Linked DNA regions of Homo sapiens: region 2 is linked to region 1. Evidence: chromatin contacts called from ENCODE Hi-C or POLR2A ChIA-PET data. All regions are on one chromosome and are shown on one strand. The core of a region is the stretch at or near the end of the contact, and the rest is flanking DNA. Distances in the headings are between cores, read along the strand shown.

Region 1 (5,220 bases), core at 320-2,819:
CCTTATTTCCAGTCTTATTCTCTTTCCACTTTATCATAGTGACAAAAACAAAAATATCTTTGTCCTAGCAAGACTTGGCTATACAAATTTAGTGAAACAGAGAGTCTTTTGAGCATACATTTCTGCTTAGAACGTAAAGAACATGAGTTCTAAAATGACTGTGAATCTTCCATGCCTAGAATTTGATGAAATAGCACTAGTTTCTAATTCTCTTTAATTTTATTTGATCATTAGTGCTTAAGGAGCAACATTTGTAGGATATTTGTTTCTGGCCATATGCTCCATTCAGAACCTCGGAACTAGACAACATTTTTCCTGGAAGGTCTATTTAAGGGGGACTGAGTACCTAGCATCTGGGAAAAGAGCCAATTTCAAGTTTCCTTTCAGGAATTCCAACAGATCTTAAAGTATTTCAGGGTCCGATTAAACCTTCACCTTGTTTAGATGTTGTCACATCCAGACAATCTTTGTTAAATTCGGCTCTCTAGTTTGTTAATATTCTCAGATTTATATTTTGGCTACTTGCATGCTAAAAAGAAATCACATGGAGTTGGGGAATTTGGTTCTGCAAAACTGCGTGGAGATACGATTTTTAAAAAAACAGGTACAATTCTACGTTTTTAAAGTATTATCCATGCCCTAAAATGACTCACATGCTTCAATGCAGGATACAAAAACTTTTTTAAAAAATCATTTGACTTGCAGGGGTAGAGATGTTAAGAGAAAATCAGTAGGGAATAACACATTTATGAAGGCGAAAATGCACAAGTTATGACACATTTTGGCCCAGCTCCAAATCCTTAAAGCACTGATGTCTTGTTCCATCTTCTGTTTTTTTTACCATTACTTTCACTCCGATCCTATTCTTACTTATTTCCAGCCAAGTAGTTTCATATCTATTTGTCTTGGGCTCCACCGCGGGAAAGTAGCTATGCGGTGCTCCACCAGCTGACTGAAAAGGAGCGTTCCCTCCACACATACACTCAGCACTGAACTGGGGGCAGTGGCCGGGCACTCGGGGTGGGAGGGGGCGGCTAAGACAGTGTCACGGTCACTTGTGTGCCATTGGAAGGAAGGTCAGGGCAGGGAATCCTCGCTACTTCACTACTCATGTCTCTGGATTGGGCTTGCCTCTCTTCTTGGGGAAGAGCCACTTCTTGGGGCCCTGCACACACGAGGACGCATGTGGAAAGGGTCTGTAAATCGACACCCGTTCTGCTAACCGAAGGTGATTACAGCACCGTCTTCTTGGGGATACTTTTTTTTTTTACGTCAGGCCTCACGCTCGCTGCACGGGGATCGCCGCCAGGGCTGGGCTGCTGGATCCCCGCCACACGGGGGAAGCACTGGCGGCACGATCCCGGATCGACCTCGCGAGGCGCCCGCACTGGCCGCGGGGCTGCGGGACTGGCGGCGGCGGCGGCGGCTGCGCGGGGCTGGGCGGGGCTTGGCTGCGGGGAAATGACGTCGCCGTCCCCGCGCGCGCCCTGGTAACGGCGGCTCCCGCGTCCTCCTCCATGTCCCCGCCTATCCCCGCCGCAGCCCGCCCCGTCTCCTCCTCCCTCCGCAGCCTCGCCGAGTCCTCGGTGCGGGCTGCGAGCGGGACCCGCGGAGCTGCGCTGTCCTCGACGCCTCCGCCAGGCGCGGGCCGAGGAGCCTCCAAGAGCTGGCCCGGCCCCCGGCCGCCGCCGCCCAACCCCGGGCATCTGCCCCGCGCCGTTGTCCCCGCGGCTTCGGGCCGGCGGGACCGCCCCGTCCCTTCCAGGGGTGACCCGGGGGTCGCGGGTGGGACGGCGCCTGCGGCCGAGTCTGGGGGGCGCCGGGTGTCGGGTCGGGAAGCGGCCGCCGCGACTCTTGCCTCCCGGGCGTCGTTGCTCCACGGGCCTGCCTCCACCCGCGGGGACAGGTGCCCCGGCTGGGGTCTGTTGGGAAGATGGCGACCCCGGGCATGAGCTGGCAGCAGCACTATTACGGCGGCTCGGCGGCCAAATTCGCGCCCTCGCCGGCCACCGCACAGCTGGCTGGGCACAGCATGGACTACAGCCAGGAGATGCACCTGAAAATGAGCAAGAAAATCGCCCAGCTCACCAAGGTAAGGGGGGCAGCGACGGGGCAGGTGGCGACCCCGTGCGGGCCGCGCCGGACTCACCTGTCTCCCCGGGAGGCAGTGCGCCCTGCGCCCGCAGCGAGGGGAACTCTACTCCTCCGCCGAAGCAACAGCCGGAGACACCTCCAAAACCCTGCAAACTTTGGTGGAACGCTGGCAACATGAATTTAAGCTAGACAGCACAGCGGCACGGTGCGCGTAAGGGACTTGCACCTCCTTGCCCTTTGGGGCTAAACCAGCACAGAACAAATTAGGATTTAGTTCCTTTATTTCACAATACTAAATCACTTTACTGTTGCTTCCATGCATCTGCCAGGGCTCCACGAGGCATCACACTACAGTACCATTTGAAGTACAGTACCGTATTTACCTAATATGACTCGGAATTAAACAGTATCTTACTGGTTACTCAGTTAAGGGAAGAATCAACTTTCAGAGGAATGTAGGAGGGTAAAACATACCTTGAGTGCCAATTTGGGGCATTTAATGAGTCATTCCTTATCCTGACAAAATGTCAAACAAGGCTTATTAGATGAATCTCACACTGTGCCTGCATCTAGTTCAATGTTTGTCTGTCGAAGGATAATTTTCAAAGAGCAGTTAGCTTTCACATTCGGCCACGTGTAGTTTAGGACTGTACCTAAATTAGTGAACTTTTTTTCTAATTTAATGTTGATAATGAGAAGGAATTGGTATCTGTGAAGCAAGAGCAATTCATATCTGTTATATTGCTCTGCTTAGAACTCACCAGCAATCTAGCAATACCTATCGGTAAGAAGTGATTTGTGGTGTCTGAAAGTTAAGAAAGATGATATACCTTAATGTGTTTAAGCTGTCTCCTAACAGCTTGTTAGGAGAGTTGGTATGCTGAAGAGAGATGGGCATCGTGGGGGTTACTGCTAGATAGCCTCTGAGTCTGACTCAACTGTAAAGTTCTCACATAATCCCATTGCTGGTTGGCACTTTTGAGAGAGTGAAGTAAGACATGAGATTCGGAAGAGAGGAAAGGAGGAAATAGGAGTGAAAAAAGGTTGAAAAGAGAATAAAAAGATTTTAGTGAAGAAATGTGATTGAGGATAGAAAAGATAACATAAAAGGACTACAAAATGAGAGCACAAATGGAAGAGCAAAAGAAAAGTTACAGGTACATAACAGTAAAACTCAACCAACGTCTTGTGAAGTTTTCTTTTTTGTCTTTTGTTTGATCTCAGCACTGTCTCAGAAATTGTTAGGTGTGCGGTGTTTTGTTTCCTTTTTTGTCAGAGTATTGCATTCAGAGAAAGGAAAATCTAAGAAGGAATGATAGTAGTGTATCATCAGAACATTTACACATTTGGAGTCTAAAAGCCAGGCTTCCTGCAGTAGTGTTTGATCTTCCGAATATTGATGTCCTGAATGAAGCACGTGAATATTTATTCTGATTTTCTCTTATGATGTGTCCATAACATCCACTGTTCTCATTTTAGATGTAACCCTCTAGAGCCCTACTGTAAGTAATAGGAAAACTCAGTAAACTGGTAGTGGGACTGTGTTCTGTTTAACAAATGCTGTTGCTCTTCAGTACATTTTTTTTCTTTCTACTTAACACTTTTTCAGTTTCCTGTTCTTTTATCAGAAAAAAATAAGTCAGCACCACTGGTAAACGTAGGTGTATTGATCGGAAGCTGGTGTTTTCTCCCATGACATTACCCACCTCATATCTAATGAGACAAGAGGGTGCTCTCAGGCCAGTGCTCTCAACACCGCTTGAATGCCTCATCTGATCTTTACTGAGTGTTACGTGGACTCTCTGGTTTTGTGTTTGTAGTTACAGTCTCTAAACACTCTCCACCCCCTCTGCTAAGTACTTAAGATATTTAATCCTTCATACTAGGTTTCTCAGTGTCACGCTATTGACATTTTGGACTGGATAATTCCTTGTTGATTGTGGGATATCCTGTGCATTATAGGATGTTTGGCAGCATCCCTGGCACTACTCAGTGGGTACTACTAGTAGCTGCCCTCACCCCCCACCCCCAGTCATGACAATAAACATGCCTCCAGGTATTACCAAAATTTCCCAGGAGCGGGCAGGGTAGTTGAAACAGAATCATTCCAATTAAGAACCATTGACATATACTGAAATATCAAGGGATTATCCTGCTTTTATTTACTAAGATGAGGCCTGAGAATGAAACAGTTTGATAATAGGACTCTGTTGGAGCCAACATCTTTCTGTTTCTACAAACATATAAGACTTGCTTTCTTTATACACCATTTTGAAAGTTGTCAAATTTTATAGTCATATACACTTATTGTAAATACTATACCATAAGCATGACATCATGAGTGTATATAAACATAGAGAGAGAGGGACTGTTATGAACTTTACTACTGCCTGCCATATAGAATTTTTACTCATGAAGAGTTTATTCATATTAGCAGAGGTGTGTTCCAACTATGGTTGGAACTTGACAATGGCTAATATTTCATAATTGTACACTGTAAATGTAACAATTAAAATTGGATTTTATTTCTTTTGGAAAGAAGTCAGTAGAACTCAACTCTTCAGCATTATAGCAGCAGCACACTTAAGAGCAGTGTGGGAACCTGACACACTGAGTTAAAATTCTCACTCCACCACTTACTACTATTGTGACCTTGAGCAAGCCATGAAACACTGAGCCTCAGTTTCCTCATCTTTAAAATAGGGATGATAGTACCTATTTTACAGAGTTGTAGCGGCACATAGTAGGCTCTTCATTCAGGCTGTCACTCACTGAAAAGACATATACCAATATGAGTATTAATAAAATATGGATATTTTAAAAATGCTTCTCTCCTTTTAAACCATTCTGCATTTAACAGCGTTGTGTGATAGTGTACTTATTTTGAGGGTTTTCTGCTAAACTCTTTAAAAATGTATATATAGTAGTTTTTTTTCTCCTTCGAATATCAAAGTTTAAAGGTTTCACATTTATTCTGCATTGTGGTAGAATGTTCTGAAAATACATTGTGCATGTTTCAAAGGTTTGGCTGGCTATGAAAGGATAAGCATGAAAAGTAATAAAGATTATAATTTTGCCCATAGCAAAGCTCAATATATTTTTAATTAAAAAGCAGTCTTTGCTGTA
Region 2 (4,551 bases), core at 454-2,953, 6.9 Mb before region 1:
TAGCAAAAATCACCAATTAATTATCTTCTAATTGAGACTATCAATGACACTTTTTCATTCTTTTCTCACTAAAAAGCAACTGCATTCGACATTTATCCATTTGTCCCTGCTTCCTAAAACTTTACCCTTCTGATTTCTGCGGTCTCACATCCTTCTGGCACTTGCCCATCTTCTTCATGGCCTCCTCCGACTTTCCCTTAATATCAATGCTTCCAAGCATCTATACTTGGCCCGCTACTCTTTTGACCTTATCCTTTGAGTAATTTCTTCCCCGCTCCTAGTTTTCATATGAAGAAGACTCCCAAATATTTATCACTAGTCCAGATCACTCTGCCATACTCTATGCATATTCATATATCCACCGCCTCTTGGTCATCTCAGGTTGATGTTACACAACCACATCAAATTCAGTGTAAACAAAATTTAAATCTTACATCTGCCTATGTTCTCTATTTTAAATGGAGACACTCCTACCTATATACACCCCAGGAGTCATACCTGACTGGTGCCCCTTTCCCACATATTCAATCAATCCAGCCTTAATGACTGTATGGCCTAAATATTTTCCCAGTCTATCCCATCCTCTTACTCCTTGCCCTAGGTCAGACCTTCTTAATCTATTAACAAGACTATTCCCACAGACTCCTAGTCTCTGGCTCAAGTCTTATTCTTTTCAAATCCATCCTCCATAGTGTTGTCAAACTGATTTAATTTTGTGGTCACTTTTTTACTTAAGGCTTTTCAATAAATCCCCCTTCCAAGCTCCAGGGTACTCAAGGTTTTCATTTTCTGGCCTCGATCTACTTCCCTTGCTCTCTTCTTACCACTCTGCCACATAACTAGTGATCCAGTAATAATGAACACCTTGTAATTCTAATTTACTGATTTATCTCCTTGGCCCTCTAACTCCTATTCATCCTTTATTTCAAGTGTCATCTCCTCTGGAAGCCCTCTTAAAGGCCAACATCCCCAACCCCTCAGGTAGATTAGATTTCCCTTCCACGTGCTCTCATATTTCCATGTGCATCTATCACTGCACTTACCGACGCTCTTTTGTCATTCTACGCCTATGTGTCTGCTCAGCCCTTACTCTAAACAGTAAGCTCCTAGAGGGCAGAGATTGCTTACATCATCGTTACATGCCCAGCGTACCGATCTTCGACTACATGCATTCTGAAAACGTTTCTTGAATAAATAAAACACTCTTCTCAACTTCTCCATCATCTAATCCCCACCACCATCCCCTCCACTGAGCTTGATCCGCAGATTCCAATACTTCAAACACCAGCCTGAGCATTTGTTAGCTGTCTCTATTCTCCGCTAGACGAAGAGCTCCGGGAGTGAGATGACCGGTCATATTCACCTGCCTAACTCCGGTACTTGATACACGGGCAAAAGAATGAAAAGTTTAAGCAGGCCGAGGGGTTTGGTCTCGGACTTCTCTCACACACACCCTCCGCCAAGCTCACCCCGCCCGAGGACTGGGGACGCGTGACCCGCGCAGACCAGCGAAGACCCCCGAATCCCAGCTTCCTCGGGCTATGCAGATCACCTCCACCCACTCCACTCCACTCCAGCGTCCTCTTCCGTCGGAAGTTCCGGAGGGCGCTACGGACTCACCGGCAGGCGGAACTCCAGATGCTCCTGCGCCATGAGGAGCAGATACCTGTTAAGGGTACACGACAGCGCCATTGCAGCTGCCCACCGTGCGCCTGCGCGGCCCGCGCTAGGTCCCTCTTTCTCCCTCCCAAAGCCCAGTCTCCACAGAGACAGAGCCTGAAGGGCCGGAAGCGGAAGCTCTGCGAGGCAGGCGCTATCCCGACGTTTCTCGCGCTCCGAGTCCGAAACTCCGGCCGCTGTGGGAGGGGCTTCCTCACCTGTGAATGCCTGGTGGTTAGGGGTCTCCCAGCGCTGGTAGCTGGTGAGCGGGGACGCGTGGCTTTCAGGAGCAGCCTGTGATAATAAGACAGTATATTTCCAAGTTATCGTTCCACTTGGAGTGTGCTTCCAGCTTTCTCTACAGCCCTTCAAAACCTGTTCTTCAAAATTGGACTGAAATTTCACCATTTCCTTGGAAATTTCACCATTTCCTTGTAGGTTTGTCTAACCAGCACAGCTTTGGGAACTGATTTAGTTGGGCCAGTCATTTAACAGTATATTTTTCGTATTTATGTAACAACTTTTCGAGAGCACATGCCTTATAACCCAATTATAATAAACTCTTGAGGTCTGATATAATCTTTTATGGTTCACTCTATTCTTAACAAAAACCAAAAGAATATCTTCCTCAAAGTAGGCAATAATTATTAGGTTGTGTTATTTGTTAGACTCAGGACTAAATCCACAGCCAGCCATAAATTAAAACTTGGAGAAAGCTCACACTGGCACAGATTTCATAGCAGATAGTTTATGAAATATATTTTAATTGCATATTCTATGTATATATGTGACTTTTTTTTTTTAAGACAATCTTGCTCTGTCACCCAGGTGAGTGCAGTGGCGCAATCATAGCTCACTGTAACCTTGAACTCCTGGTCTCAGGGGATACTCCTACCCTAGTCTCCCAAAGTGCTAGAATTACGGGCTCAAGCCCTCCCTCTGGGCTATTTCTGCTTTTGAGAGTACCGAGCCCTTTGCCCTATTAAAAATTATTTATTTTGCATTTCTCTGTGGTATTGTACAAGGTGCAAAAGAGTATGTATCTGGCATATCCCCAGCGGCATGTGCCAGAAACGTAGTTGATGCGCAGTGGTAGTGATTAAGAACATAGGCTGTGGTGTCAATATTAGATTCAAACCTCACTTCCACCATTTACCATGTATATGCTCTTAACCTCTCCGAGCTTGAGTTTTCTTTTAAAAATGGAAAAACACACTGCCTCCTGCAAAGGATTGTTACAAGGATTAAGTGGAATAATGTTCATAAAGTGTTGAATATAACATCTGGCATATTGAATGGGGCCAATAAGTGGCACTTGACATTTTTCTTAAGAAAATCACATGAGAATTTTTGTTAGCAAGAGATCTGTTTTTGTTAGGAATATGTCTCAAGTTCACTTGTGCTAAGTGACTCTGAGAAGCATAGCTGTCTCTTGACCCCAAAACTTCAGAAAAGGGGGTAAAAGTACTTTGAGACAAGAAAAGTTGTTTACTATTTGAGAAGAGAGGCCAAGGTTGGGACAGAAAACCAATGAGATGTTGGGGAAATGATGTGCAGTACTTGATATGCCCCATCCCCAGAACTTGTCAAATCTTCAGCAAAATTAATATGGAATTTTGATGGGGCAACTTTATAGAGAATATCAAAGAATTGCTGATTTTCATGCCTGGATTAATATGATGCTATATAGAGACAAATGAGACTACAAGGCCTGGAGAACCCAAATGGAATCAGGTGTCACTGATTTTTCACCCAGCTCCTTTGTGCTACAGTTCAGGACTAAATCTATACTAAATCTCCACCTCAGAAACCAGCAGGAGAGTATTTACATCATGAATCTAAATTGTTGGATACCTGGTCTGGAGAAGTAGAGATTAACCTTGCACAGGCCACTAGAGTTAGTGTGGAACTACTGTGACATCAGTGAAACTGCCTTTGAGGGACTCACAGCCAGACCTGTTCAAAGTTCTTGAGCTTACAAGAGTGGTTAAGAAGCAGCAGGAGAATAAGGACTTTGGAATTTGGTGATCAAACTGCATCCAGAGACTTGCTTTTTTTTTTTTTTTTTTTTTTTTTGTACTGTAAGGAGCAAGGAGGTTCATAGTCTGGCTTCTGGGAACTGATCCAAAGTTCCATCCATGTTCCATCTTCTAGGGCAGACCTCTTAGAACCTGTCTCCTTCTGTGAGACAGCTGTTGTGCAAACGTTAAAGCCTCTGGTATAGGCCGCCTGTTACTAAAAAATCAGAGGACATTCCTGGGAAGTAAGGATCAGAAATTGGAAAGGGGAATTTTGAGTTTTGGTTTTAATATGCCACTTAAGTATTGAGGCTAGTAGGACACACTCAGAGAAATGAATAGAAAGTTAACAGGTCCCAGCAGCAGAGGTCACATGTAATATCAAAACTGCCCATGCATCTATCTCAGGCTGAACATCTAACACTTGAAAAGGGTCTAGGTATCACAGAGAACCATAGGGATTTGTACACCAATAAGAGGGAGAAAAGTTATCTTCATATGTATTAAGACTATGATTTTTGCAATTAGTAAAAAGAGGCTTCTGAATAGTTTTGAGAATAAAATTTTATTGGAATAAGTTATATAAGAATTGCACAAACTTTACTGCAGCAGAGCATTACTGAGGTTTGAATTTCTTGATGTCCCAGAGGGGTCTCCCCTCTTGTCAATCTTAATGAAAATAATTTAGGAAAAGAGAGAAATAATACTGCCTACTCTAAGGAAACAAGCCTGTATGAGTTGGAATTCTGAGGCACCAATTCAGACTTAAGCAGCTGGAGTTGATTTAAGTATGACTCAGCTACTTGAGGTCAAATTTCCAACAAGATCCCCAGAAGCAGAGAAATGTAGATCCCATCCTCTTTTCTAAAGACTC

Evidence for each region. Hi-C counts contacts between places; a loop is a spot of excess contacts on that map. ChIA-PET counts read pairs that join two places held with the same protein, here RNA polymerase II (POLR2A).
Region 2: a map of CD8-positive, alpha-beta T cell shows a loop between it and region 1 (8-fold over the local background). The contact joins the promoter of TRMT11 here to the promoter of FAM184A in region 1. A Hi-C loop is called at or near these places in 1 of 168 maps with a recorded cell type or tissue (CD8-positive, alpha-beta T cell). POLR2A ChIA-PET finds 5 or more read pairs at or near these places in 1 of 52 experiments (T-cell).

Annotation. Positions count from the first base shown.
Region 1 is chr6:119,075,013-119,080,232 of GRCh38, reverse strand. It overlaps FAM184A (family with sequence similarity 184 member A), which reads left to right and starts at 1,569. Exons shown (of 18, transcript NM_024581.6): 1 at 1,569-2,092. The coding sequence starts at 1,934. RefSeq lists a silencer at 1,376-1,695.
Region 2 is chr6:125,983,692-125,988,242 of GRCh38, reverse strand. TRMT11 (tRNA methyltransferase 11) reads right to left here and starts at 1,703. Exons shown (of 13, transcript NM_001031712.3): 1 at 1,621-1,703. The coding sequence starts at 1,692. RefSeq lists enhancers at 820-1,649, 1,183-1,672, 1,650-2,480.